Linked DNA regions of Mus musculus: region 1 is linked to region 2. The links are chromatin loops, found by intact Hi-C in ENCODE. Cell type or tissue: left cerebral cortex. All regions are shown on one strand. Links, peaks and the distances in the headings refer to the core of each region. The heading gives the core; the rest is flanking DNA.

Region 1 (10,564 bases), core at 1,338-9,337, 48 kb after region 2:
TCAAGCTTCACACAACCACACGTCATTGTCAAAACCTGGAGACTAACACCGGCATATTACTATTGACTAAACTGCAAGCTCTCTTTGGAGTTCACCAGTTTTGTTTTGTTTTCCTTCAATGGTCCCTTCTTTTCCTGTTGCATTTGGCTCACCTCCACCTTCTAAAACCCACAATGCCCTTTGAAGACTGGATCCTGAACCAGTGAGATGGCTCAGTGGGTAAAGGCATTTGTCAACCATTTGAGTTGCATTCCCAGGGCTCACACAGTGGATGGAGAGAAGCAATCCCTGCACAATGTCATTCTGACCCCCACAGACATGCCACGGTGCATGTGCGCCCACATGCAAAATAAAATGTTAATTCAAAAATAAAAAGACAGGCCGGGCAGTGATGGCGCACGCCATTAATCCCAGCACTCGGGAGGCAGAGTCAGGCAGATTTCTGAGTTCGAGGCCAGCCTGGTCTACAGAGTGAGTTCCAGGACAGCCAGGACTACACAGAGAAACTCTGTCTCAAAAAACTCCAATAAAAATAAAAATAAGGGGTTGGGGATTTAGCTCAGTGGTAGAGCAGTTGTCTAGCAAGCGCAAGGCCCTGGGTTCGGTCCTCAGCTCTGGAAAAACAAACAAACAAACAAACAAACAAACAAATAAAATAAAGACTGTAGTCCACCTTGCCATGTTTCAGAGAAAAGGCAGAAGACATTTGTTTTACTGTCCATTCTAGGTTTGGAACCCAAGGAAGGAGAAATTAAGTCTCAGAGAAGGTGAGCCCTGCAGGAGATTCACTGGCTGCCTCCACCTGGAGACTCTTTCTATGGAAACCTTCCTCTACCCCAGCCTGGGTGCCTTCCTGTCCAAGGGTCATTCCAAGTGCAAAGGCTTTGAGAGAGAACTGCCCCAGAACCCTAATAAATAAGGGGAACCCAGAAGAGCTGACTGCTTAGGACCCTTCCCCTAAGGGCTGCTCATCTGCTCTGAGCTGCTCCTTTGGATCGAAGCCCAGAACATGGCCTGTAACTTTAAGACTCAGCCCCTGTTTTGAGCACACAGCAAGCACCTCATAACAAACAGCTGGAAAGAGAAGTTGAGACACTGCATCTCAGCAGAATTGTTTCCAAATAAAGTGTTGTTTCTCTCCCTCCTCAGACTAGCCCTGGTGATGCACCCAGCGCTTAAGCACTGCGGATCTTTTCTTGCTTATGACACAGACACTCTCCCCTCCCCGCTCCACACCCTCGGGCCCCATCCCCAGCATGGCCTCTTTTATAGCAAGGATAAGAATGGTGCTAACAGGAATCTGAGTGTTCTCAGGAAGCCTTCCTGCAGCTCCCCCCATAAAAAGACCCCTGGTAAAGGCTTATCTTTCTAGAGAGGTAAGATTCATAGAAAGATACTTCCAGAACATCAACATCAGGGGATGGGGGTGGGGATCCTGTGTCTGAGATCCCAGACCTCTGTACTAGGGTCAGGACCTCATGAAACTCTCAACACATTAGTTTTGTGCTCTGTAGTTTACGAGGGTCACAGAAAACTGAATTGTATCCAGAGCAGGAGGGCTGGCCCGGTAGAGGTTAATGGACTGGGGTGGCATATCCGCCATGAATCGAGGGATGCTGGCTAATGGGCTTTGCAGATATAAAACCTTTGTCTTCCATTTTCACTAAGATAGGGTCTTGAAGTCCCTTTCCAACCATAAAAATTAGAACCAGAGAAGAAAATGACCAGGGTGGCAGCCGGGAGATCCTGAACATGTGCCCCATGAAGCGTGTGGCATTACCTTCTCAGAGAGCTCTCTGATATGATTTCTCTTTCCTAGGAGATCCATCCTTGCCAGCGGGGCCTAGGTGAGGAGACTGGGAAAGTCAGTGACCCCCAACACCCAGATACCTGGTTTGACTCCTCCTTATGTTAAGTGGGACCAATCCAGTCCAGGCCCCAGGAAAAGCTCCAGAAATGTTTGTGTTGTTTTCCGTTTCTTGAGACAGGCTCTCAGTATGTCCTCCAGGATGGCCTTTAACTTGGGGTCCCCTGGGATTACAAGCATGTACACCACGCAGGGCTGGAAGTGGTTTCTGAGTGAAGGGCAGAGCCCCCTAATCCTAATACCTCCCTGATATTAGCCACCTGTCCAAGGCAAGGGCAAGGATAGGATGACCCTTGTAGAACCCATTCAGCTCCAAGACTAACCATAGAAGGAAGAGCAGCCTCCTCTCTCCATCCCCCAGTCCCTGGACTGAAGACTCTGCTGCCTGGGTACCACTAGGATTTCCCATCCAAAAAAAAAAAAAAAAGATTTCCCATCTGAGAAGATCTCCCTGACCTTCTCTGAGGAGAAGAGAGGCCCTGAGCTCCGTCTCCATGCCACGTACACAACAATGCTCTTCACTCCTGATCTATCCTGGACATCTCTAGCAATGATGCCTTCTTGAGGAAGTTAGTCTGCTGCCAAGTACTGTGTCTGGATCAGACTAGACAATCAATATGCTGGTCTGCTTCTTGGTCCCTGAAGCTGGGCTCCTCTCCTCTGTCCCTTACAGAGGCAGGATGGTCAACCCCCCCCCCCCACTCTTGTTCTCTGCGGGCCCCGGAATGAAGGCTCCTGGGAAGGATTGGCCTCACTTCATCTCACTGAGCTGCTAGCTCACCAGTCTAAATGAAGAACATGAGCAACAGCTGTTAAGGAAGCTGACCTGGACTTCTGGGCTAAACAGGAAGTAGGGTGGAGGGCAGGGGCGGAGCTTCCTGAGGAGTAGGAAGGAGGAAATCTGGCCCACGTGCTCCCTGTGTTATCGTAGCTTGGCACTCAGCCCAGCAGAGCAGAGGCTGCAGCCTGCAGGAAGGTGTCTGTAGATCCAGTCTTCAAACATTAGCTGGAAGCCCTCCGGGGCATGTTAGGATGTTATCTGATCATCTGTGGTTTGCACTACGAGCGCTGCTCACTCAGAAAGTCTCAACTCCAATCAACACAGAGCCCCCAGAAAGATGGTAAGATTGGAAGTGGGAGATATGCGGTAAAGACAGGTATGTGTGAATCCCAGGAAACGCTGGGTGCTTTGAGAAGGTAGAGGCTGGGAAGCAAGAGGAGGCTGCAGAAAACCCAGAACACTCTAAACTGCTGTCCTAGGGTTTCTATTGCTGTGAAGAGACACCACGGCCACCACAACTGTTATAAGAGGAAACATTTATCTGGGGCTGGCTTACAGTCCAGAGGTTTAGTCCATTATCATCATGGTGGGAAGCATGGTGGCATACAGGCTGACATGCATGCAAAAATTACAGGAATTCTACATTTGGATCCTCAGGCATCAGGAGAGACAATGACACACTGGCCAGGCTAGAGCATCAGAGACCCCAGAGCCCATTCCCAGTGACACACTTTCTCTGACAAGGCCATACCCACTCCAGCAAGGCCACACCTCCCAATAGTGCCACTCCCTATGAGCCTATGGAGCCATTTTCATGCAAACTACCCCACTTGCCCATAGGCGTGCTTCATAGTTGTTGGCTCTGATTACAAGGTCACTTCTGCAGCCCTTGGGCTAAACCAGAGTTCCTTCTGTGTGTTGTTAAAACTCATCCTACCTGTTCAGTCTCTTCCCACAGGGCTGTAAGTTCAATGGGGGCATTCTAGAAGCCCATCACTACCTCCCACAACCCTGTTGTGTGGTCAATAAATACGGTTAAATAGATAACTACACAAAGTACTTTGGGAATGACCAAAAAGGGAAGCTTGGGGCTGACGAGATGGCTCTGCAGTTAAGGGCACTGACTGCTCTTCCAGAGGTCCTGAGTTCAATTCCCAGCAACCACACAGTGGCTCACAACCATCTGTAATGGGATCTGACCCTCTCTTCTGGTGTGTCTGAAAGCAGTATACTCACATATATAAAATAAATAAATCTTTTTTTAAAAAAAGGAGGGAGAGTCTGTAGGAAGTATATGTGTGTGTATGTGAGAGAGAGAGAGAGAGAGAGAAAAAAAAGAATGACAGTGTTAGTCCTTGAGTGATCTAGAAAACAAAACAAAACAGGAATTCTTTGGCAGTCTAACCCATGAGGGTACCTCTCAGGCCCAGGTGGTAACGATATGAGGTTGTTCATATTCCCTTGGTGTGTCCGAAGCCCTGGCTAACTTAGGGCTAGCATCAGCGTCAGTGTTGGATTACCCCCAAGGAGAGAAGAATATCTGCCGTCAGGAAGCATCCAGGTTGGAGGACACATGAAGGTGCTTCTGGGGCTTTCCAGCCTTACGGGAGAGATGAGGTCCACAAGGCAGACAGACGCTTGAGAGAAATGCAGTGACAAGAGACAAGAGTATATGTGACATTCACTGTGTACCAGCCACTGCCCCTAGCCTTTCATATGTATCAGCTAATTTCACTTCAGAAAACCCTGTGATGTGGAAAATGTTACTGTTTCCATTTTACAAGTAAGAGAAAGGAGACTGACTCTGGTCGAGGCACTCATCTTAATCCCACTAAGACACAGATTAGATTGGCCAATATTTAAGTCCAAGCTGCAGGCCTCAGAGCCTTCTTGGCTTCCCATGACATCTCTGACTAAAACGACATAGACAACTTCTGGGGAGCTAGTCACGAAGTGAGATAACCACAGTTAATGAGCGTACCAGAAGAGGGGCATGCTGGGAAGGACTGAAGCAAGAGGTAAAGAATATCCTGGTTACAGAAGACGCACATGTCATAGCAGAAACAGCACAAGAATACTGCTTTCAAGTTATCCCAAAGCAGTGGGAAGGGACTTCCTCTTTTTCTCTGGGCTGTAAGACAGTGGTCATGCTGGAGAGCCAGACTCTGATCCTGACCTTTCACTGTGCATAGCTGTTCCAGCCTGTCCTTCCCCAGTTCAAAGCCTGCCCCTAGATTAACTAAAAGCCAGGTGTCTTAGGGTTTTATTGCTGGGAAGAGACACCATGACCATGGCAACTCTTATAATGGAAAACATTTAATTAGGGCTGGCTTACAGTTTCAGAGGTTTAGTCCATTATCATCATGGCAGGAAGCACAGCACCATGCAGGCAGACATGATACTGGAGAAGGAACTGAGAGTTCTGCATCCTGATCAGGAGGTAGCAGGAAAAGATTGACTCACTGAGCTGGACTTGAACATCTGAAACCTCAAAGCCTGCCTCCTAGTGACACACTTCCCCCAACAAAGCCACACCCACTCCAACAAGGCCACACCTCCTCATAGTGCCTCTCCCTGAGCCAAGCATTCAAACACTTGAGTCTACGGGAGCCATTCCTGTTCATACCACCATGCCTGCTACGTCTGAAAAGAAAGAATCTGTAGGTAAAGGTGATGCCTTGGCATCTGGGGTGGGGAGGAGGCTTCGAGGAGTCACTTGAGGAAAAAGTGTCAGTTGAGCCAGAGAAGGGAAGCTCACCAAAGACAGCATTTCTGAATGTCAGCCAAATAGAAAGGGCTCACTGACTGGAGGAAGAGAAGCAGAACTGTGCTTGATTCTAACGGCTGTGTATCTGAATAAGGTGCCTTTGTGGTTCTCATACGTCCTTGAGCCTAGCACAGCACAGGAGCTCACAGAAGCACCTGAGAAAATAGAGCTCAAATGAGCAAGTTTTGGAGCAGAGACAGACACTCAAGCTGAGCCTTAGACTGCAGAGACGAGGGCTCTCCCAATGTGACTGTCTGAGGACCAAGTCACCCTGGCTTGGACACACCAGTACTCGGACACATAGTGAGTCACCATGTGAGTACTAGAGGTGCAAGCAATGTTCCATATTGCCACGTTTTGCCTTCGGGGATGTGCTAGCACGCCTTGTCTTGGACCAGTGCTTAGCTTTGTTACTTTTCTCATGCCTTTCCCCATGGAGAAGATTCAGATATTCTCTTCTCAGTGTTTCCTTTTCCAGAACCAACTGGCTGGTCCCTCCAACATACCTCCCTGAAACACAGTGGAGGCAGCAAGAGGAAAACAGCAACCCTGGGAGAGACATTGCCTTCCTACCCACTTCAGGCCGCAGGTCCTTGCTGGTTTCAGCAGGTTTCCGTGCTGGACAGCTCCCATACCTCCTAGTTCCAACCTGGAAACCTGTGGCTGCCTTCCTCCCTCCTTAACCATTTCCTGCTGTTCTGCTCCTTCCTTTACAAGACTGGGTGGGAGGCGTGGGGGGAGGGTCCAACTGCCTTTCCTGCAGACCATCACTCTCCTTACTTTCCCCGTTACCCTCGTGCCAGAGGATCGACTTTTGATACACCCTCAGGAGATAACACCTACCTCCCTGTTTCCTCCTCTCCCTTCTACTAGAGTCAGGCAACCTAGATGGACCTTGTCTCTGCCATTACCTGATAATGGGCTGGAAGGCTTGCATCACGATGACTGCACAGTTGGCCTTGCTACAGAACCACCGGAATTACCCGGCCTCTGCCAGTAGCCATTCACTGGTCTCAGGGTACCCTAAAAGAAATCCCTGTCAGCACAGACCAATGGGTGGCTCTGAGGCACCCTTCCTGCAGCTTCCTGCAGTCCCTGAGCAGGAGCTTTCTGCTGTATCTTTCTAGCAGCCACCTCTTCCTCTCTCTTTTTCTACAGTCATTCTGAAACTCCAAGCCTGCGTGGGCCAGAAGCCTATGATACGGACAAGGCAGGCAGAAGTGAGCCTCTGCAAGCTTGAGACACTGCCGTGGCCGTGGTGTGGGGCTGAGCACAGCCTGGACCCAAAATGGCTCTTTGAGGCACACATGTGGTGGAGAAACAATTCCTTCCCATAGTCAGACTTCTTAGCTCTTTGCTCTTGTCAGGCTGTTCTCTGTATAGCAGCGTACCAAAGATCTCTCCCCTCTTCCCATCTGTACTGATGTGTTTCCCCCATCCCTGAACCCCCAGGACCTGAAGTCAGACTCTCAACACCTGCTCTTAATTCATCAGCATCCTGGCGAGCCTCCCATGGCCCCAGCCCATCATCATCATCATCTCTGCAGCTGCAGCCGGACAGAAGCAGCAGGGATAGTTTTGGGAGGAGGTGTAGCTCGGGGTTGAGGGAGGAGCCGGCACTAAGACCACTGGGGAGCCTCAATCTTGAGGGGTGCAAAATGTGTACTTAAGCATATGTTAAACAGCTCTCTCCTCATTCTATCAGTAGAGTTAATAGCAAGGAGATGCACCAGTGACCACAAATCTGGTGCAGGTCCAGGGCATAGAAGCTGGGAGAACTGAGCAAAAGAATAGAAAAACAACCAGGTCCCCGACATTTGGATAAACTCTGGGTTCTGGATCTGGTGCCTCTGACTCATCTGTCGTCTAGCCGCTGCCCCAGGGCCTAACTAATTGGAGGAAAGTTAAATAGAGCCAAAGAAAACAAGGGAGATATTACAGAGCCCCAGGTTTCTGGGCTTACAGGGGAGAGAGAGCAGATGTCTTAATTTATGAGCCTGCATTAGTCTACCCCAGGGGAGAGGAAGACGCAGGCCTGGAGTGGGTTGGAGTCTGAGGGCTAAAGTGTCCCCTCTCTTACTGAAGGGCCGTGAGACTGACGGATGGATGGGCCTACAGCTGGAGTCAGGTTGGGCCTGGGGAGGGCATTCATCATGGAGAGCCTCATAAAGCCAAAGGACAGGGGGCTGCGACTGAAGGCTGCTTTTCCCACCAGAGTCTTGGTTACGACCCAAGGTCCAGGGACATTGATGGCAAGGTTAGGGGGCATCTTTGATGATAAGGACAACCTCCCTTGAGGCGCCTAGAGATCAGGGAGAGAGAGAGAAAAGATGTAACTGAGAATGACAGCGTCTGAGTCACAGGAGAGGGACACTAAATGTATTCCAATCGTCCCTCGTCTGACAGTGGAGCCTGAACCAGAGGGACAAGGGCTGACTCCTCATCCAGGTGGCCCTTCAGCAATGTGTCCCCATTTTGCTGACTGAGCCATGAGACCTGTGTTTTCCTCAGCTTCCCTGCAAGATACATCTGGTTATCTCTTCCTCCATCTTCTACCCTCCATCCTCCATCTCCATCCTCCATCTCCATCCTCCATCTCCATCCTCCTCCATCCTCTTCCATCCTCCTTTCTAATCGCTCTTAGCTATCTGACTTTGAGCACAGCCTCCCAGGTCTTTCATTCACAGCTGATACGCTCGCTAACCACTCCTCTTTCCACTGTCTCATAGGAGGAGCAGGAGACATGCTGGTGTTGGCTGTGGGGCACTAGGGAAATGATTCTCACCCACTACCAAGAGGAACAGTAAAGCTGAGAGCTGTCCAGAACTTGCTCTTTGGTCTTTTGTCCCACCACTTCCCAGTCGGCCCTGCACTTTTTCAGAGTGGGGCCCACAGGCTTTTCCCTCAAACTTGGTTGAGGCTCACATCTGCCGTAGCTGCCCCTTAGATTGGCCAACAGTAAATGAGAGGATGGCAGTGAGACGGGGATTGCTCAGTAGAGCACTGGGGGCCCGCACCACAGGAGAGTTAGTGTCCCCCATTAGGTGCCTCAGGAGACCTGCCTTGTGAGAGGACAATGGGCACTGAGAGGAGAGGTAGAGGAGGCCCACACAACCATTTCCTCGCTGCTTGGTTTGCCCGAGAACCCAGAGCTCTGCTTAGATTGTCCCAGAAGCTGAGTGGTAATGCCCCATCTAAAAGCTGGTGATTTTGACATCTAGGGCTAAACAGAGACTTGTGAGCAGGAAGTGAGTTAGCTCTCTTGCCACTTTCCCATGCTGTCATTCCCAGCTTGGAACTGTGTCTCTTCCTTCCCCTGCCTGGTGACTCAGCTTTCTTATCTTCCCAGACCCCTCATGTGGTCCAGGGAAAATGCCACCGTGAAGAGGCAGATGCTCCTGGGAGGGAGAAGTAGGAGGAAGAGATTAATGGGCCAAAAAGAGATGTTGAACCTAGGGTGGGGTCCAGGCTCCCACTCAGAGAGCCAGCTAGGCTCCGGGCAAAGCTGCAGAGATTTGCATACATCTGCATACATTTGTATATGCTTGTTTTCTCTGAGTGCCGGCCTAGTTCCCTATGGTTTCCCATTCCCTCTTCTACATCAGGCCTGTTCAGCCAGGCAGGACCAGTACCTCACCAGGAGCCCCCAAGAGGCCACTCCACTGCAACGGAGCTAAGGTGGGCCTGATGCAGACAGACACCTTGTGCATATATACATAGGGTATGTTTCCTCCTGGGTCCTGGACTAAGAGGTTCTTGTTGGATCACCCTGTCACTTGAGGCTAAACAATGACAAAAACTACCTTCCTTCTCTGTCTTTTATTTTTTTCCAGGTGCCTACATTATCTAAGAAGAAGCAGCAAATTAGAAGGCAGGGATGGAAAAAAAAGCCTTACAGGGTTTTTTACTTTTTTTTTCTTTTTTCCTTTTTGGTTTTCGAGACAGAGTTTCTCTGTACAGCCCTGGCTGTCCTGGAACTAACTCTGTAGACCAGGCTGGCCTCGAACTGAGAGATCTATTTGCCTCTGCCTCCCAAGTGTTGGAATTAAAGGCGTGCGCCACCACTGCACAGCTGGGTTTTGACTCTTACACACTTGTTATACAGCATGGCAAAAGCACGGGGCTGGAGCAGTCATTCATCCAGATAGTAGGGTCAGCTTTGTGATGGACACCATTGTCAGGGCTAGCTGGGAATTCTGCAGGGAACAGAGTGGTCTCCCCATCCTCCATCTCATAAAACTGACTGCCGCTAGCACGCAGAGAGGCATGAAGGAAAAAGATAGGTAGCTGGGTAGATGGTGCCACTGGTCCAGGACAATAAAGCCAGAGAAAGACAGAAGGAGAAGCGGGGGATGGAGGGTGGGCATGAGGAAGACAAGACACTATGGTCATCAGTGGTCCAGACATTGAATCAGAGCTGCAGCAGGCCCACCTAAAGTCCATCACAACCCCACCCTGCTTCACTCTCTGGTGCTCGAAAAGGAGGCCTGGATGGTTCAGCATTAGGTGTGGCTGGCCCAGCTCAATGACCTGTGACTACATAGTCTGACCCTTGCTGTAGCATAGACATAAGCTTCATCCAAGCAAATACTGATTTCTCCTTCCTTTAGAGGGTGCCAAGGACCAGGAAAAGGGAGACTGACTGTTTGGAACTTTGGGGAAGATGGAAATGTTTTATATCATGATTAAAATTAAACAACTGAATAATTTTGTTAAAAGCACGTTGAATTTCATTATACCTCAAAAAGGCTGCCAAAATTTCTAAAAAAATAAAAATAAAATGGAAGGCAGGAGAGAGTGGGATGGAGAGAAGGGTGAGTGTGGGTGATCAGAGGAGCCTGGATGCATTTCCTGTTCATACTGTCCTTGTAACCAGCATGGTGCCGGGTGCTTCCTAACCACACCTCCTCCACCTCACTCTCTGAACCTGTGAAATGGAAATAACATTGTCTTCTCTCCAGGGTGCTTGGGAGGGTCAAGCCACATAGCCTCTATTTGGGGTCCACTCCATAATGCCTGCTCAGATAACAGCAATGACCTTTTTGCTCACCTGTTGCTAGGTAGGCATTGTTGTAAGTGCTATACTAGGTCCATTATCCCCATTTCATGGATGAGAAAATTGAGGCACAGATGCCAAATTTTCTTCCCC
Region 2 (10,564 bases), core at 1,728-9,727:
ACCCCTAAGACCTACTCAGCTAGCTCTTTCCCTCTGAGACACAGAACCCAGGTTGTCTTGTGAAGAGACCAGCTTCAGTCCTGCCATCAGGAGCAACGGAACAGGACTCCCCGTCGACCCTTTGGTGGAGACCCAAGCCTGGCCTTGGATGAAGCCATCCTGAAAGTGGCAGGGAAAGAAATGGTCTGCTCGGTGGAAGGCAGGAGCCCTAAGGTCCTGTGTCATCTCCTATTCCACACGAGCACATTCACCGGCTGGCCCAGCATGTTGTCGCAAACCATCAACCTGTAATTCCAAAACTCCCCTCTAGCCAAATGCCACTACTCATTTGAAGGGCAGCAGGAAGGGTTGCCGACTCTTTCAAGGCCTCAGAGAGTTCCTGGGATCACCAAGCACACTTGTGGGTGGAGCTTCTGGTACTAGGTGAGCTTGCACACACACACACTCACACACACACACACACACACACCTGCCAGCTCAGGGCAAGTTATCTAGAGTCACGTGTCCACCCCACCCCCCACCCCCCAAGGCACAGGAGGAAGGATGGCGAGAAGTGCTTGGGAAAAGAGGTCATCCCCACAGCACTTGATACAAGTCCAGAGTGCATTCTCCGAAGCAATCCTTTCCCAACCCTCCTCCCCAACGCCCCAGTGCCTTAGAAATGGATAGCTTCCTGCCTTTTCTCCTTAATTGTATTTGGTCGGTGCTTCTGAGGGTAGAGAACTGTTGCCATGGAAACCCATCCATGGATGCCAGACACCTTCTGTGAAGAAATGGGACTAGGAATGCCAAGACCTGGGCTCTTTCTCACCCTGACCTCGGGTCATCGTAACTGTTTTACTCTGTTCCAGTCTTTCCTGAAAGGCTGAACGTTTGGGGAGTCAACAAACTGACTGCTTTAATCTTCCGATAAAGAGCTGATGAGCTGAAGAAAGTATGACTTGGGGGGTATAACTGTAATTTTAACTTCTCTATGTTAATATAAGTGCTCTTTGATCCACCCAGGATGTTTACCAAGGTCTAATCAATCCCAGCCTCTGCCCTTACAGGATGAGCCATGAGAGGGCCTCTTCCACTCATAGATGGGGAAACTGAGCCCTAGAGGAGGAACCAGAACTTAGGACTTCTGGACAAAGATTTGGAGAATATCACTTTCTGCTTTGCCCCTGAGCTAGCCTACTGTCCTTCCTCCAGAATCAAAACTATCTCAGGGACTATCAAGCTAGGGTACTAGAACTGGCCTATTTCCCCTGGGACTGGCCCTTAGCCTTCTATGCTTTCCACTGTCTCCAGCGGGGGACCGTAGTTACTTGGCAGCTTTCAGGTTAGGGAAGGGACCGAGAGCCTGGTTCGATCATCTGGGCCCCAGCTGAAACGGAAGGGGTGACCAGCTTGCAGTTCTTCCCCTTTATTCCACAAAGGCTCCTATTTGAGGCTGTCCCAGCTCCCTGCCCTTGGCCTGCAGAGTCGGGTCTGAGATGGTACCGGGGAATGTGCATAAGCTGATACTGGGCTTCAAGGGTGGGCGCAAAAACTCCTTGACTTTGGCCATGGGGAGACATCATCGCAGCCTCGTCCCCAGATGCTTGCCCTGCTGCACACCAGGGGCCTGTCCTGACCCTGGGCATACTTGTACAGGCCCTGGGATGCCAACTGGCTCTACCTTCTCCCTCACGCCTCCTGGTCCTCTCTACCTCATCTGCACACAGGAAGAAGGCTTGGCCTAAAGTCATCAGCCGCCTCCTATCATCTGACTAGACAGTATATTCTGGGGCCTGATGCCACCACCATATCTTGGTCTTCTCATCTAGAGGCAACACGGAAACCTCTGCAGACTTCACACCTCTCCCCTCCACCCGAAGGCGAAGCTCCACGGCTCTCCACGAGGCCATGAGAATGGCTCTGCTGGCCCAGGACCAGTGCACACACACCTTCATCAGACCCCTCCACACCTGTAGGCCCTTCCTCCTCTTAGGTCTCCCACAAAAGAGCTGTAACTGAGGACTCAGGAACGAATGGATTCTTCAGCACAGGCAGCAGGCTCTTGCCTTTGGCCCAGCATCTGACCAGTTAAAAAAGGGAGGAGGTCCCTGGTCGCCCGATAATTTGTTAAGTGATGGGGAAACAACAGCTCGGCAGGAATAAGGGACCACGGCTCAACTTCTCTTCCTCTCCTGTCCCTAGCCAACTCTACGACCATCTTTCAGAGTTTCTGTGGTGACCTTTCTTGAGAAGCGGCTAAGAGGCCTTTGATGGGCAGTGTGGGAAATGCCTTGACGAAGGAGGGCTGGATTAACTAACCCCACCCCAAACAGAGGAAGTCCTGACCTTAAACATGGGGCTCTGCCCTCTACTCCAACACCCCTCCTCCCCTGCCCAAAGCATATGAAGGCCCTTTCCCCTCAGCCCTTTTAGACTATGTACATTCATTCCGAGATAGCCCCATGTCTCAAGGCCCAATTCCATGGCCACCTCCTTCGGTGAGGCCTAAGACAGGCCTCCCTTCTCAGTCCCTCTCTAGACCCCAGTCCAGTTTTCATTCTCCACATAGCTCCCTGGGTGCCTGGTGCCTAGTTTTCCTTATTGTCTGTCTAAGCCCACTGAATGGAGAGCTCCTCGAGGGCAGGATCTCTGAGAGGCTCAACAGGCAATAGGGTGGCACTTCTGCCTGTCACTTCTACACACTCCACCCCATCCCTCCTTTCCACTCTCAAATCGAATTTGGGGAGGAGCCGAAAGGCACAAGGCTGTTTTCCTCCCTTTGCCCTTGTCCAGTCTGCACGAGCCATCTGTGTCAGAGGCAGAATCCTTGTTCACCAGACCCTCACCACCCCACAGGCGGGGAGGTCTCAGGAAGACTGCAGCAGGCTGAACAGGTTTCCTTCAGCATTCTCCAGGGGCCTTGGGCCAGCCCTAGCTTCTCTCTCCATCAATCTGGTCACTTAGACCGCCACCCTCCTCTTGGCCCCGCCCTTTCACACGCTCACGACACGCCCCTTCCCAGCCCCCAGCAGAGCCGGTACCAGACTACAAGGTACCCAGGAAGATGGGGTCCCTGGGCTCTGATGCCTGAGGACCCACATTCACTGCAACAAGTCTGTGCACTTAAGGTGGCTAGCAGCCGATCTCCCGCAGCTCTTGTACTGCTGGTGCGGGCTACCAAGGCACAGCCGCCTCCTTAGGCACATCTTCCATGTATCCTTGTCTGAGAACAGGGACTCCACAGAAAGAAAACACGGTTCCCGGGCTGGCTCGGGATTTTTTCCTCGGACTGTTCAGGCTTGGAGAACAATGGAGCAGCTCTCTGGCTTCCTCCGCCGAGCAAGCTTTGTTTCTCTCTTCCCGCCAGCTTGGCTTTCATTAGCCAAAGGGCAAAGGCTTCTCGGGAGTCTCCTTGCAAAATCCCAGACCTTTCCCTAAAACATTTAGGGGGATGGGGTGACTGCTTGGGGCTGGGGGAACGGACGTGTATCCAGATGCGCACAGCTGGCTGCCCGCCCGCCTCCCTGGCCCCAGACACTTCTTGCTGCCAGGTCCCCCACACCCGGGGAAATCCGACTCAAGCTCCCACCCGGGATTCACAGAGGAAGTGGAGCCTCAGCCCTGCTCCAAGGACCAACTAGCCCTCACATCTGCTTTCCCCACATCTTTGCTCTAGATCTCCTACCCTAGGCTTCCCTAGCAATGCTGGATGCTGTGTTATTCAGCGCAGACTACTCCTCAGCTGGTGTTTCTACCAACCTCACTGTGGTTTGCCATATTAGGACTCTGGACCTTAAAATTCAAGGGAGCTAATGATTTCTGAGCCCCCCAAGTCCCCCGTCTCCATTGTCCACCCTCACTTCCAACAAGCCACAGCAGAGCCCAGGCTCCCATCAGCGACATCTTTAAGACACACGTTAGCCAGACACAGCTGGAGGTAGGCCAGCTCTGCACATCTGGGCAGTAATACCCCTCCTAACCTGGCCAGTGATCGGTATAGAAGGGAGAAAGGGGGAAAGCAAACCTCTTCCTGCAGCTGGCCAGGAGAAAACCAGGGGCGGGGTGGGGCGGGGCAGCAAGTCTTACCTAGCATCTGGCTGAAGAGTAGCTGTTCTAGGTCGCCCAGCACGGTAACCACAAGCTCGGGGTCCACCTTGAGGAAGGCCCGCTCCTCCTGGCCCTTGGCAGAGGGCACAGTCCCTGAGCCCTTTTGCGCTTTAGCCTTGCTGGAAAGCAGTTCGTCATCCGATTTGCCATCATCGCTTACCGCTGCCTCAGGCGCCTTGCTGAGAGGCTTGACCTCCGCATAGGGTCCCCGAGGAATCCGGCTAGGTTTGCCTAGGCTGGGCGCTAGCGGAGCCAGTGGGGTCTTGGCGCCGCCGGTTGAGCCACCTTTGGGTTGGAAGAGCGAATGCTCAGACTTGGACAGCGTCTTGGACATCAGAGGAGTCTCGCGGCCCTTGGGCCCCAGTTTGCCCAAACCCTTGGGTGCTTTGGCCATATCATCACTCCACTCAGGCTCATACAGCTGCAGCTTTTTCTCGGAGTCCGTGAGAAACGAGAGGTTGGTGAGCGACTTCTGTTTGCGCAGGTTGGAGGTAGGCAGCCCGCCGGGGACACGACTGTCCACGCTGCCGGACTTGAAGACCTTCAGCTCCGCTGCACTGGCCTTGGCCATACTGCCACTGCCTCCTGCCGCCTTGGCGCGCTTGGGCAGCATGCCTCTGCCGTCCGCCGCGGCTGCCTTTCTGCTGGCTCCCCGAGACTCGTCCGCGCCCTCGTCGCCGCCGCTGCCGCTGCCGCCGCTCAGCTCCACCTCGGGCTGCACGCTCTTGACGCTGCTGCCCAGCATTCTGCCTGCGAGGAGCGCATGGACGATCCGCGCGTCTGCAGGCACGGGGCGGGGGAGGGGGCGGTAGTGCCGGGAGAGGAGGGGGCGGAATGGGGGGGAGGACGGAAGAAACCGCGGAGGAAGGGGAGAGGAAGGGGAGGGAGCAAGGGGGCGAGCGGAGGGCGAAAGGGAAAGAAATGCGGAGAAGGAAGCCGGGGAAGAGGAAAAGGCAAGGAAATAGCGGGTTGATGGGGCGGGGTCGAAGGAAAAGGGGCGGGGCGGGGAGAATATAAATTAAAAAATTTAAATCAGTCAAAGGAACGATAGAAGACCAGCGGCTCCATCGAAGCCAGGTCGTGTTGTGATGCTGGGATCTTGTCTCTGTCCCCCGGCTAGCCGATCCGTGCTGCGGGCTGCACACTCCGGGGCAGCGCCCTCTCTCTACTCCTCCTTCCAGCTCGTGGAGAGGCTGCGGGCTGCAGCTCCCAGCGAGAAAGAGGGGAGGGGGAAGGCGGGGAGCAAACAGGAGGAGGGGTGGAGTGTGCGCAAGGGGAGGGAGGTAGGGGAGAGAGTGTGTCTATTTCTGGCTCGGGAGGGGGAGGTGTCTGTGAGCTGAGCCCCGGGGGCACAGAGAGGATCCCACCAGTTTTTCTCCTTGCTTTCTACAGAGAGATGGGGTAGAAGGTTCCCTGCTGCATCTGGAAAAAAGCATGAGTGGAGGAAGGGAGACTTAGGGGTACAGGTAAAGGTCCTGGGAAAGGGTGTCTTTGACCCAGGAGAAAGAGTGGCCCTGTAGGTCTTGGGTAGAAACTGGCAGAGCCTGAGGGAAGCTCTCACAAACCGTTACCTTTGGTTTCCCTCAGAAATTCTTTACCTTTAGTTACCTTTAGTCTCTATGGTGTATTTTGCCCTCCTAAACCCAGAAGGTAAGGGACACAGGACAGAACAGGCTGCTTTAGACAGTGCCTAGGGTTGACAGGGACAGGGACCTGAGGGGTTGAAGCGGCTAACTGTTGGGTGCAGGAGTCCGAGTCACCATTCCACTTGATCACATGACCTTGTCAAAGTCATTGAACCTCTGTTGCTCTTACAATGGTTTTAATCCTAGCTTCCTAGGAAAAGGGGCTTTGGGACACTAAGGACACAGGAGAGTTAGCATAGGTCCCTTGGCAGAGCATTTTTTGTTTTGTTTTGTTTTTTGTTTTTGGAGGCGGGATTTCTCTGTGTAGCCCTGGCTGTCCTGGAACTCACTCTGTAGACCAGGCTGGCCTCGAACTCAGAAATCTGCCTGACTCTGCCTCCCGAGTGCTGGGATTAAAAGCGTGCGCCACCACTGCCCAGCTGCAGAACCAACTGAAGAGATCCTGGATATGTTTGTTCTATCAGCATAGGAGCTCTCCAAGTACCATGCTAGCCCAGAGTAGGTATTAATGACTCAGGCTCTGAGGCCAGATGGCTGGACACTGGGTGCTGGCCAGAGCCAAGGGTACTGACCAGAGCCCTGGGTACTTTAACTTCCATGATGACCCCAGGGCTGGATTGAGATTCTATGAACCTTTCTAGGACAGGGACTGTAGCAGAGAGGCTGTATCTAGTACAGTGCTAGAAATGGGGTTATTGGGCAGAGAGGTGAACTGTGAACTTTTAGCTGACCTTGGAGATCCAGAGAAAGATGGAGAGAGTCTACCCTTAAAGAACTTAATGCCTGACAGGGATACAAGGCAGACAACCCAAGACTCAGGGAGATAACTTTGTCCTTGTGAAAAATGCAATGTCACACACTTATCTCAGGAAGACAGGCATGGATATGTTGTGTTCTAGTTACAGCAGTGGCAAGAGGTGCTGCCTCACAGTGCAGGCAGAGGTCTGGGTGTTGAGATTCACCAGGCAGAGTGCCCTCAAAGGCCCTAAGTCCAGATCTTGGGAAACTCAGAGGTGGAGCCAAGCCTGCAAGTCCATATAGGACACAGAGATTTGAAGCTTGTCAGAGGACTGTTGGGGACTCTCCAGCTAGACTATGAGCTGTCACAGGACACACAAGCACTCATGCTTGTGCCTGAACATAAGCTCCTAGTTCAAGTAAGAGCTGGAATGTCTCTGATCCCACAGATGACTTGTAATAGTGTCACAAACCACTGGGCCTTGGGAATCCTCCTGCTTCAGCCCCCTGAGTGCTAGGATTGTGGGGAAAAAAATCATTTTAAAAGTTCTCATTCTTATTTATCCGCCATTCTGTAATTTACATAATATTTCCCTGACTCCATCACACGGGGATGCTGCTGTCTCTAAAAAATGCAATTTGAAAATCAAAGGGGGCAGGTGGGTGGATTGACCAAGTTCTTGGTTGTTATTGATAGTCCCCCGTCCCCCACCCCGCCCCCAGCATATAGATTCTTCTCCTCTAGTTAACATCCTGACTAAACAACCCCATGTCCATTCACTCATGCCTACTGCTGCAGCCAATACCCCTGGCTGAACCTGATCCTTCCCCTCTGATGGCCATATCTGTAGGGAGGCCTTCAGCACTTTGTGAGGCCCAATTCCATGAGTCCTTCTGTCCATCCGCATTTCCTTTGCTCCGGATGCCCACTGCCCCTGGGACCTGACCTTCCTTCCGCCACGGTGTCTCACTCCCTCACTGTGTCAGCTCAGGTCTTCCTCTTCTCTGTACCCTCTTTGTTCCTCTAGCCTGTCTCTCACGGGATTCCGTATTCCCCAAATCTCAAGTCCCTCCCCTTCGTCCAGTAAACAGCCCCTGAAATTCTGCTTCTCTTTAGAAGAGGACAGACCAGATGAAAGACTTTGGACTGAAATCAGGTTGGTAGCTGTTCTCACCAGAATAGAGGCCCCACCCCTTTCTACCTTCTAAGCCTGGGGTCCCTCTCCCTCCCCCACAGCACGTCACCTGTCGGTTTCTGAGATGTAAAATACTGTCTATGCACAATGTCACAAATTGCCTCACTGCCAGGATCCTTGAGAGCCGTCTTCCTCCTGTCTTTATAGAATCTTCCCGGGGCCAGGTAGCGGTCCCTTACACACCAGCCTGGCATCTTGGAATACTCCAAGGCTCCCTAGCACACCTCTGTCTCACTCTTTCCTATTCTTTTCACATCCCCAGTGTTTCCCAACCGTCCTCTTCTGGAGGGAGGATGCTCTGCTGCCGTGGCAACAGCCATTCTGGCATCTGTCGATAAAGCCGAGATGTACAGAGCATTTCCTCCAGTGATTCCTAAAAAGAGAGGGTTCTGCCATGTCATACTGTTTCAAGATCAGCCCTGAGCCCCTCAGCCTCAGCCATTTCCTCCTTTGCCACCCTGTGAAAATGCCAGGTCTCAAATGGTTTGTTGCATAGAGACCAATGATCCTCAAAGGACTGCAAGATTGGGTGGGGGGGAGTGAGCTGGGCAGACAGAGGGTGCTGATGATGTCAGTGACCTGAGAGCTGGCTCCTGCCAGTTCCTACTGGGAAGGTGGGGAAAGAGGCTGGTTTGGAATCATTTATATCTTCAGTCCCTAGCACTCTTATAGCAAGCTTGACACGCCCATTTTGGTACTGGAATTAGGATGTGCGATTCAACCATGTCTTATTGACTGATAGTTTGAAGCAGTGTAAGGAAGGAAGATGTAGGCACAGCGCCAAGGAAAGGCACGCTGTGGGGACTTTACATTGTCACACTCCTGTGACTGAAAAGGATGTAACACAACACAGGGGTGGTGTGTGGTCTGGGGCTCTGCTTGTTGGGATAGTGTTAGCAGAGCTGAAGAGAAGGCACTGGAAGGGAGAAGAAGGTAGAAATGAGAGCTGAGCTGTTTCTGACCCAGTGACCTTGAAAGGTGACCTTGGAAAGAAGGAATGTTCGGGAGAGAGCATGGCGGGGTGGGTGGGGGAGTCCACACCCTACTCCCTACAGAGCTCAACACAGAGTTTGGGGACAGGCAGCACTCTCGTTTCTGTGCCCAGAGTCAGGATCTGGAGAACAAGGACTAGAAACCCAACCATGTGTGTTGTGTGTGCAAGCCTAGCCTGTCATCCCCAGCTAGGGCCTGGTACCATCAACCCCAAAGAGTGACAGCTCTTTAAGGCTTTCTGTGTTCACCTCCCTATAATAACCTTTTTTGTAACTTTCCAAGAAGATTCTGATATATCCCTGTTCTTCTACCTGGTCATTTCCCTAAGTCACTCCACCCCTCAGCAGGGACCTCAGAATGCGGGCAAGACCAGCCAGAGGCTGTGGAAATAACTGATGTTTGAGCACAGAGACTCTAGAAAGACAGCTCCCAGTTGCTCATGCTGGTTCATGGTCAGCTGGGATAGATGTTGAGGATTTAACAAAACAGAAACCCTTATCCTCAGTGGGAAAAGACAGACAACGAATTGGCTTAGAGATACCAGTTACTTAAAAGTGCTAAGGAAGGGCCGACAAGATAGCTCAGTGGGTAAGCAGGCTTGCCCCTGAGCTTGGCAACTTCAGCTCCACTCCCAGAAACCAAAGCATGGAACCGACTCTGGAGAGTTGTCCTCTAGGGTCCCACGGACACACGCAAAATAAATGTAAAAAAAAATGCTAGGGAGAAAGAGTCGAGATGGAAATAAGAAATTCATGGTGTATTTTTGAAAGAAAACAAGGAAGATAAGATGTTGGAGAGAAAGAAGAGGGGTGAGAAGATGTGAGAAAGTGGTGAGAAATTGGGGGTGGGCAGGGCACAGAGGGCCTTTTAGGTCTTTATATACAAATGTCATTTGGAATCACACAGTCAGAGAGAGAGAGACCTGGCTTCCTTTTGAGTCTTTTGTGAAGGCAAAAGTTCTTGTACAAGTTCTTGGCTGAATGGTGAGCTCAGCTGAAAGATGGTGGTGGAGATAGATAGTAGTGGAGATGGTTATGGAGACAGTGGTCATGAGAAGAAATCAGCAGTGGCGTACAGTAGAGCCATTAGAACCTGCTCATGGGCTAAATGTGGGTGTGCAGGAAAGAGGGGGGTCAAGAATATTACTCCTGGGCTGGAGAGATGGCTCAGCAGTTAAGACCACTGACTGCTCTTCCAAAGGTCCTGAGTTCAAATCCCAACAACCACATGGTGGCTCACAACCATCTGTAATGAGATTTGATGCCCTCTTCTGGGGTGTCTGAAAACAGCTACAGTATACTTACATATAATAAATAAATAAATGTTTTTTTAAAAAAGTGTCATAAGGCTAATTGTCAGTAGACCCTCTGTCAAAATTAAAAAAGAGAAGAATATTACCCCTAAGGTTTTGGGCCTATACAACTCTTGAATGGATTTTTTCCCCCTTGAGACAAGGTCTCACCAAGCTAGCTTTGAACATAATATCCTCCTGCCTCAGTCTTTTCTGAATGCTGAAATTGCTGTGTGCTAACAAACCCAACTTCCCTCAACCCTTTGTGAAGGCTAATGCCCCTTCTTTAAGGATGCCACCCCCTGCCCTGCCCCGCCCCGCCCCACTGCAGCCACTTTGATGATCCCCTAACATCTGTAGCCATCATTCATCATCTGTTTGTGTTTCTTCAGAATCCATTTTTGGTTGAACTTGTCTTCAAAGGCTATCAGAGTCCCGTGCGCGCGCATAGTGGGCTCTCAGGAATATTTGCTGAGTGACGACTGATTCAGTGAATGAATGCGTGACTCACAACAGATGTGTGGGGCCTGTAAACAGGGGTGACCTCTCAGTACCCTGTGGTGAGAGACAGCACAGCTGGCGCGTGGAGTGGGAGCCAGGCCTCTGGGATG

Evidence for each region. A loop is a pair of places that touch in the nucleus more often than their neighbours do. Peaks named below come from ENCODE experiments on the same cell type or tissue, not always from the same donor. Only the 100,000 strongest peaks of a DNase experiment are listed, where the experiment ranks them.
Region 1: it touches region 2 in a loop (1.9-fold over the local background); 4 of 42 quality-filtered maps call a loop at or near these places.

What each region holds. Positions count from the first base shown.
Region 1 is chr1:135,628,947-135,639,510 of GRCm38, forward strand. It overlaps a transcript of Nav1 not described here. Among named protein-coding and RNA genes, the nearest start is that of Gm4793, 36 kb to the left of the region's middle. In left cerebral cortex, for the core only: a CTCF peak has its summit at 5,162; DNase peaks (open chromatin) are centred at 2,767, 6,602 and 8,820; H3K27ac peaks cover 1,515 bases.
Region 2 is chr1:135,580,487-135,591,050 of GRCm38, forward strand. Nav1 (neuron navigator 1) reads right to left here and starts at 4,869. Exons shown (of 30, transcript NM_173437.2): 1 at 4,069-4,869. The coding sequence starts at 4,834. In left cerebral cortex, for the core only: a CTCF peak has its summit at 5,247; DNase peaks (open chromatin) are centred at 1,855, 2,701, 2,951, 3,592 and 5 more places; H3K4me3 peaks cover 3,927 bases; H3K27ac peaks cover 3,684 bases.